Linked DNA regions of Homo sapiens: regions 1 and 2 are each linked to region 3. A link is a contact called in ENCODE Hi-C data. All regions are on one chromosome and are shown on one strand. Each heading gives the region's core, a stretch centred on a gene start or an enhancer-like site at or near the end of the contact. The rest is flanking DNA. Distances are from core to core; before and after follow the strand shown.

What was found. Hi-C counts contacts between places; a loop is a spot of excess contacts on that map. Pooled maps may share reads with other maps.
Region 1: a pooled map shows a loop between it and region 3 (3-fold over the local background). The contact joins the promoter of SMARCD3 here to the promoter of LINC01003 in region 3. A Hi-C loop is called at or near these places in 5 of 50 pooled maps.
Region 2: a map of gastrocnemius medialis shows a loop between it and region 3 (4-fold over the local background). The contact joins the promoter of TMUB1 here to the promoter of LINC01003 in region 3. A Hi-C loop is called at or near these places in 2 of 168 maps with a recorded cell type or tissue (gastrocnemius medialis and naive thymus-derived CD4-positive, alpha-beta T cell), 1 of 37 single-sample maps with no recorded cell type and 14 of 50 pooled maps.

The regions. Positions count from the first base shown.
Region 1 is chr7:151,247,238-151,249,998 of GRCh38, forward strand. It overlaps SMARCD3 (SWI/SNF related BAF chromatin remodeling complex subunit D3), which reads right to left and starts at 1,457. Exons shown (of 13, transcript NM_001003801.2): 1 at 1,248-1,457. The coding sequence starts at 1,325. RefSeq lists a silencer at 2,028-2,117.
Region 2 is chr7:151,082,079-151,084,786 of GRCh38, forward strand. TMUB1 (transmembrane and ubiquitin like domain containing 1) reads right to left here and starts at 1,415. Exons shown (of 3, transcript NM_001136044.2): 1 at 1,356-1,415; 2 at 97-515. The coding sequence starts at 485. RefSeq lists an enhancer at 1-38 and a silencer at 1,179-1,568.
Region 3 is chr7:152,462,554-152,465,373 of GRCh38, forward strand. LINC01003 (long intergenic non-protein coding RNA 1003) reads left to right here and starts at 1,571. Exons shown (of 1, transcript NR_027387.1): 1 at 1,571-2,820. RefSeq lists a silencer at 1,203-2,222 and enhancers at 1,495-1,996, 1,997-2,496.

The sequences.
Region 1 (2,761 bases), core at 207-2,706, 1.2 Mb before region 3:
AAAACAGTCCACGTGTACAGCCTCTCCCCACTAGATGGGCCTTTTTAAAGGGGCTCCCACCAGCAGCCAGGTTAGGACTGGTAACTCAGCTAGCTGACATGGACACCTTGGGAAGTTACCCCCAGGGGTCCCTGGGGCTGGAGGACAGGCCACTCCAGGGAGTCCCCCTCTTCCTGTCAGCTGCTCTCCCCAGTTATCAAGGCCAGGGATACTGGCCCATCTGCTGAAGAGGCCCTGAGAGGGAGGCTTTCAGAGCCCCCAGAGAGCTGTGCCCGCCACCAGCCCCATCCCCATGAAAGGCCAAAATCCTAGGGACTCTGGCCTTACTGAGAGGGTGTCTTCCTTGGGGTCACAACCAAATTTGGCCATAGTAAACCCGACAGCTTCCTCTACACAGGGCCTCCACTCCCTCACCCATCCCAAGAGTCGCAGCCCCTGCTTCTCCCATTCCCCACCCCTCCATACCCCTCCCAGCCGGGCCCTACTGACTCAGCTCCAGCCTCCCGGGCTCCCACGTGCCTTCACAGCCTGCCTGTGGCAGGACAGTGCTCCCCTGTCCCTTCGGTCTCTAGGCCTCATGTCCCCAACTCCAGCCCCTTCCTTCACATGTTCGAGGAGTTAAGGACATCAGCTTCTGGTGGCTGAGTCCGCCAAGGAGACCCTCAGAGCCCCTAACTTGGGCTAAGTCCCTAGAGCGGTCCTCTCCCCCACCCTAAGGCAGAAGCTCCAGAGCCCTCCCGCTGGGATGCAGAGGTGGCTCAGCCTGCGAGCTTCCCGCTACAGTGCCTCCAGGGTCACCTGCTCCTTGCTCCGGAGACACAAGCAGTGACACTGTCCCAACGGATGAACAGACAGCCCAGCCCAGCCTCTGCCATGTCCCCATCCCCCACCCCCACCCCCAGGGCAGGGGCAACACCTGGGCCCACAAGGAAAAGAACGAAAGTCAACCTGTCGGCTACAGCGAGGACCCCCTACTTGGGGGGTAGAGTCCCCAAGTCCCACCCCCGCCCCTGACAAGAGCCATGCAAACGCCTCCCTTCCCCGCCTCGCGTCAGACCCGGCCGGCCGCCTGGCGACGTGTTCGGGTGCCAGGGCGCCAGCACAGTCCCGCGGCCGGGCCGTGGGCCATGACGCCCCCCACTAGAGGGGTGGGAGAGCGGGAGCGCCCTCCCGGCCCCTCCCGATCAGCCCTCCATTCAGCCCGAGCCAGCTCGCTTGCCCTCCCCCGCTAACTTTCCCCCACTCACCACCCCATGGACCAGAAACTCAAAAAGTTTGCTTTTCGTGGCTTTGCGCGCCCCTCCGGCAACTTCGTCCGCGGCCATCGGGGTGGGCTCAGCGGCTCCTCTCACTCTCTCTCTCTCTTCCTCTTTCTTTCCCTTTTCTGCCTTTTTTTTTCCTCCAACTCTCCCCTCTGAGTCCTGCTGGGCTCTCTCACACTTCTACTCGAGCGGAGTGGGGAGGGGGCCCCTTCAGGGCTGCCCTGACGGCCCACGGCCCACGCCGCCGCCGCCCGCCCGCCGCCGCCGCCGCCGCCGCGGCTGCCGCATTCCTGCACTGATAAGACAGAAATAGTCCGGCGGCCCGGGGTCTGCCTGTTGACTCGGCGGGGACGGGGCCGCCTGCCTTTCCAAGCCCGCTGTCCAAACAGCGCAGATAAGCGGCGAGGCGCGCCGACCAGCCCGGCCGCGGGCGCTGGGCAGCAGTGCTGCAGCCCGAAGCCGCCGAGGCCCGCGGGAGGCGGCGCGGGGAGGGGACGCCAGGGGAGGCGGCGGGGGGTCGCCGGCCACCGGCTCTCGCCACAAATAGTTTCTCCGTCAGGGAATTCGCCGGCCGCGCCAGGCAGGGAACAGTCAGTTCCAACTTTTCCCCCAGCGGCTCCTGCTGCATTTCTGAGGCCCTTTCCCCAGAGACCTGGCAGGCCGAGCAGGGAAACATTCGCTGGCAGGAACCGGGGGAGCCCGGCCCGCGAGGCCTCGCGCCTGCCCGGGGCCGGCGGCGGTGGGTGTGCCCGGGCGGCGGCGTGGCCCTGCGTCCACTGCTGTGTGTGCCCTTGTCTCACACGCCGTGTGTGTCCGCGCCCTTTTGTGGCGTGGCAGCTTATGTGCGTGCAGACAGACGCCCTGTATGTGTGCCTCCCTCCACGACAGCCTCCGTGCGCGCGCGCCTGCGTGTGTGGCAGGACATGGCCTGTGCCTTTCAGCTCTGTGAGAGGCTATTTCTGGGTATGTGAGTCTTTGTTTGCCGCTCTGTGAGAAAGTGAGGGCAATAGGGGAAGTATTTCAGAAAGAGGGACAGGGATTGTGCTCATGAGAACAGGAAGAGAATGAATGTGGGGAATGGCGCAGCGCCAGGGGGGTGCTCGGGTGGGTGCGTGGAGAGAACGAGGCAAGCTGGGCTTGGTTTCCTTGGGGTGGGGGTGGAGTGGGGTTAGGGGACCCAGAGGAGTTGGGGCAGCTGGGCTGGGTATAGTGGGTATATTGGGCCGGCCTCAAGACCCCAAAGAGAGGGGTCTTGAGGCTGGGGTGTGGCGTGGGGTGGCAAGGGAGCCCCAGAAGGGGCGTGTGGAAGGAGTTGGCAGTCCCTGGAGTGGAGGAGGGACCGGAAGGAGGAGGGGCAAATCCTGACATACCCAGGCAGGGAGTCCTGGGCCTACCCAGGTCCCCAAAGGCCACGCCCCTTTTTTCTCCTTCTTGGGGAGGAGCCGTGGGCTTTGGAACAAGGCCCTTGGGTCAAGTTTGGGGGTCTGCTGGGGCCTCAC
Region 2 (2,708 bases), core at 165-2,664, 1.4 Mb before region 3:
AAAGGAGGGCTGGGTCTTAGGTGTCTCTGGGGGCCTTCTGCGACCACTCTCCCAACCCCTGTCTTTAGCATTGCTCCTGCCTCTTGACCTACTTACCTTTTCAAGGAGCCAATGGTGTCGTGGGGCCAGGCCCTGGCCACCTGCTCTGAATCATTGAGGAATTTCAGCCGTAGCACGAGGGGCTCCTGCGGGGAGTCCGGGGCTGGCGGTGTTGCTGTGAACCCCGTGCTGGGCTCTGGCTGTGCAGCTTGACCTCTGTGTCTCAGGCTGGGGGTCTCTGCCCCTGGGGCCTCCCCTCTCATGCTGTCGGTAGCTGCCATGGCTGCGCTGGGCTGGGATGGCGTTGGGGTCCCTGACGGCTGGGGCAGTGGGTCCCCGCCCTCAGCGGTGTGCGTTGAGACCCAGGCAAGGGCCAGCACCAGAAGGCAGGCAAGCACCGAGAAAAGGACGGTCACCTCATCACCCACCCCTTCAATCAGGGTCATGGCGCCTGCCTTGCCCGCCGCGCTACCGAGCTGGAGAGGCACAAAGAGCCCGTGAGGCCCGGGCCCCCTGGCCAGGAGCCCTGGAACCTCCACAGGGTCCTGCCCTCACCCCACCGCGACGCTCCCACCGTCCTCAGCCTCCGTCCCCTCACCCACCCCAGGGTACCGGCTTCTCTGCCTCCCAGTCGCCCCAAACTTGCCTCCGGGTGCCCCTTCCCATCGCCGAATCCCAAGTCCTAACTTTCTGTCATCTGAGCTCGAGGTCTTCAACCAGCTCCCAACTCACCCAAACCCTATCCCAAGGTAAGGGCCTAAGCAACGCCTCTCCTAAACTTCACCCCAACCAAACTTCACCCCCAAGCGTATCTATTCTCCTGCCCACTTCACCCCAGTGTGTCTACTCCTTCACCGACTTCACCCCAGGCTCATCTACTCCGCTGCTAAAGTTTCTAAGAGGTGGGGGTAGAGCCTCTGTGCCCCCACCCCCGCCCCCCGCGTTACGGTTCACCTAAACCCCACCCGCGGCACAGGACTGCTTCCCAGGCTTCCCCCACAGCAAACGTCAAACTCCGCCCCTGGGCAATCTGGAGCCACCGAGCGTCACCACCCACCCAGCTCGGCCCCCTCCAGGTCCCCTCAACCCCACTCCGCGGAGGACTAACTCCGCGCCTCCTCTGGAAGTCTCTCCAAGCCCCCCGGGCTGCCTGACCCCAGATCCCGCCCGGAATCCGAGACTTCACGTTCCCCACCCCCACCTCTCATCACCCCTCCCACCTTCCCGCCCCCCGAAGCCGCAGGAGGGCACGGCGATCCCGGCCCGACCGGGGCCCTGGGCGGCGGGGTGGGCGCGGTCACGGCGCGGGGACTCACCGCCCGGCTCCCCCAGCTCCATCGCGGCCCCTCGGGCACTTCCGGGCGGGAGGCGCGGAGGTCGCAGGCACCTGAAGCACCCCTCCTTCCCCGCCGCCGCGGCCCGGGGCATTGTGGAACTTGTAGTCCGGCGCCGCGCTGTCCCCGCCCTCCGCCCTGCGGACCCACGTGTGGGGCTCCACCCGCGGTTCTCTGCGCCTGCAGATCGCGAAGGGGCTGGCGGGGGCGGTTTTGGGGGTTGTGCTACCCCCTAGAGGTTTGGGCGGCAGCAGCGTCCGCCCCCTCCCCTGCCAACAGCCAGGGCATCTATCACACCAGACACCGACGTCAGCTGGAGCACGTCAGAGTACCCGTGTTCGTGATGCAGTGTGGAAGGCTCTGAGGAACTCAGGTGGCCCCTACTGTTATGTCAGAGTGGACGCCAGAAGGCACTTTGGCCACCAAAATTAATTCTTCAGCCCAGAGCCCAATATCCATGGGCTGCCCCACCAGGCTGGCTAGGGATACCCATCCTCAGGGCTGCCCCTTTCCTTGGTCCCCTCCTCCACCTTCGGGACTCCACAGCCCCTTCAGGGCTGTGGAAGAAGCATAGACCTTGGAACCTGGCAGAAATCCTGATCCCTTATCTTGTGCTTCTCAGCTATATGACCTTGGGTGGGTTATTGAATCTCTCTGAACATTAATTTCTTCCTCTCTAAAACACACCTCGTAAGTCAATCATAAGGAAGAAATTAGATGTTTTATTAAAAAGTGTAAAAACTAAGGTACATGTCACACAGTAGCTATTCGCTCACCTCCACCCAAACCTGGTCTCAGGAGTCGGGTCTTTGGTGTGTTACTGTGTGGATGGCATTGAATCCCAGGCCTGTGGATATCTGGATTTTTCCCTCTGGGCTCCTGTAGCCACAGAGATCTCACATCCTGGTTTTTACAGGCCAGTCTTGATTTAAAATAATCTATCCTAGTCTTCCCATGGTTCTTGCCTACTGTGGGAGCAAGTGGCCCAAATATTGCCTTAGGAATGTCAGTCTAGATTGATACCATACAGAACTAACCTACCTCTAGTTCCATCCCTCCTGTTCATTCATTTATTCTACTAACATATTTTTTAAAAGATGTACTATGGCCAGGCGCAGTGGCTCACGCCTGTAATCCTGGCACTTTGGGAGCCAAGGCAGGCGGATCACTGAGTTCGAGACCAGCCTGGCCAACATGGTAAAACCCTGTCTCTACAAAAAAAAATACAAAAATTAGCTGGGCGTGGTGGCGGGCGCCTGTAATCCCAGCTACTCGGGAGGCTGAGGCAGGAGAATCATTTGAATGCGGGAGGTGGAGGTTGCAGTGAGCTGAGAT
Region 3 (2,820 bases), core at 321-2,820:
GGGTTTCTCGTGTTTGATGCCAAATGCCTTGTGCGGGGATTGGCTCCAAACCTCAGCCTCATCAGTCAATTTATCCTTACGTTCAAGAGCAGCCATTTACAAAACGAGCTCAGAAAATTAAAAAAAAAATACAAACTTTAAATCGCCAGAATACTGCATAAACTAAAAGTAGGCCGGGCGCAGTGGCTCACGCCTGTAATCCCAGCACTTTGGGAGGTCGAAGCGGGCGGATCACCTGAGGTCAGGAATTCGAGACCAGCCTGACCAACATGGAGAAACCCCGTCTCTACTAAAAATGCAAAAATTAGCTGGGCATGGTGGTGGGCGCCTGTACTCCCAGCTATTTGGGAGGCTGAGGCAGGAGAATTGCTTGAACCCAGGAGACGGAGGTTGCAGTGAGCTGAGATCGCGCCACTGCACTCTAGCCTGGGCGACAGAGCGAGACTCCATCTCAAAGCAAACAAACAAATAAAAACAAAGTAAAAGTAAATTCCCCAGGCAAAGCTGATTATATTGCTGGGATAATCGACTTTGTCACTGCAGTCTCACTTGGTACTTTAAGAAACTCCATCTTGATCCTAGGTCTGGGTCGATCTGGGCGTTCCTGCTAATTTTCTGTTTTAAAAACCTAAAGCAATAAAAATGTTGATATTGACATTTATCATTTTTATCCTCGCCCTCTGCCTTGTTTTGCTGGGAGATCTGTTCCACTTGGCTGAGTTTAGGGAGGGCGGGGAAGCGGGGGAGAAACCGAGGCGCAGGGTGGAGAAAGGGAGAAGCCTTGCAGACTGAACACATGAGAAAACCTGGAGAAGGGATTCGCTGCTGCTTATTTCAGGGAAGAAAACCGAGAAGTGAAGCACAGAGGGGTCAGGTTCCGGGAGCGGCGGGAAGGTTGTAGGGGGCCCCAGGGCAGGTCCTGGAGCTCAGGCAGCCGGCACCGGGAGCCCAGCTCAGGCTGCGGGGTGCAACCGGGCAAGAGCGCTCGGGCTGCCGAAACGGGAGGAGATCAGAAAAAGGAGAGACATGGAAAAAAGGAGAGGAAGAGGAGCAACACTCAAGAGGGAAGGAAGAAGGCAGACACTGAGGAACGCCCGCAGGAACCCGCAGACAAGCAGAGAGCCGGGCTGCGCTGGGAGCGGGGCCCGCGGAAGGGGCGGGGCGCCAGGCGGCTCGAGGCCAATGGGAGGGCGGGCCGGGGCGAGGGCGGGGCACTAGGCGAAACGACGCCAATGGGAGGGCGGGCCGGGGCGAGGGCGGGGAATTAGGCGGTGCGAGGCCAATGGGAGGGCGGGCCGGGTCCTCTGGGCTGAGGCGGGGTGCCAGGCGGCACGAAGCCAGTGGGAGGGTGAGTTAGGGGCAGGGGCGGGGTCCCAAGCCAATGGAAGGGTGATACCGAGAGGGCGGGGCGCCAGGCGGCGAGAGAGCCAATGGGAGGCCGAGCCGAGGACCGCGGGCGGTGGGCCTCCCCCCGAGAGGAGGGAGACCCGGAAGGCGGTGGGGGCGGGGAGTGGAGCTGACAACCTGTCAAATCCACTTTGGGACGAACTAGGTCACGCGCTCCGCGGGTCGGGCACCCCCGCCCGCCAGGCACGGCCGCGGCTCCTTCCTCTTCCTGCCCGCGGTAGTGGGGGTGGGGCAGGCCTCGGGACACCTGCCTCCGCCGCCGGCCGCCGGCCGCCGTCCTCGCGCGGCTTCCCGGGCGGCTCTGCCCCGACCGTAGACTCCCGGCCCGCTCGCCGCGGCAGGAGCCGTGGTTCCGCGGACCTGGGCGCGCTCTCTCCCTGGCCACTGGGAGACCCCCCGCGGCCTCGCGGGGAAAACCTCGGGACTGCCCCGCGCCCCCGGCCGTCTCTGCGTCGCTCCTTCTCGCCCGCGACCGTGGACTCGTCCTCGCGAGCCTGGGTTGGCGGAAGCTGCGGGGGCCGGGGTCGCACTACTTGGCGCGGAAGGGCCGGCGGTGGGCGGAGGGATCCCCGTCCGCGGGGTGAGCCGCTGGGCGGAGCCGGGAGGAGCCGCGAGGATCCGCAGTGGGGAGCCGGGAGGAACCTGGCGCCGGCACCCACCCGCCGCGCCCACGCGTGCCGCGGTCGCTTGTTTCCCGCGGGAGCCCGGCCGCGCTCGGGGGGAGGCGCGCGCGCAGCTGGGGCTGCCTGGGTCTAGGAGCTCCGGAGCCACCGTTTTGTGCCCGTGGAGCCGCGGGGAAGGCGCACGCGCTCGGGTCTTCCCGGCGGGTCGTCCTGCACTTTCTCCCTCTCCGGTACGGACCGCGGCGTTCTGTTTCCAGGCAAAGGAAAATAAGTCAAAGACTCAGAAGGCAGCCTGAATCCAGGGCCTGGGATGCAGGGTTTGCTGGAACGCCAGCCGGTGCGATCGCGCCCCTGGGATTCCGCTTAGCCCGCGCGTCCATTTCCCTGCATGGTGGACTCAGTAAAGCCGGATCTGTCCAACGCCTGCAGCGTGGATGTGGAGGCGGACTAATCAACTAGTGCTCTGTTATTATTTCTACCCATCCCTTTTCTCCATGCTAATTTGCTTAGAACTTTAACATTGAATGGACAGCAAATGTCATGTTCTGTTTAATTATCACTCCTTGACCATTATGTTAATTTCTTTCCCTAACAAGGTGACGCATTGTTTTAAGTAACAATGACCAACTCATCTACTCTTCTTCCAAATTGTGTAAATTGAAGGGTAAAATGTGGGAAAACGCTAAATTTGAATGCTAAATTTGAACATTTCACACAACAATAATTTGAAATGCTTCTTTGCAATATTATGGCGTTTCGGAACAGATAAAAATACTTCATTTTCAGACAT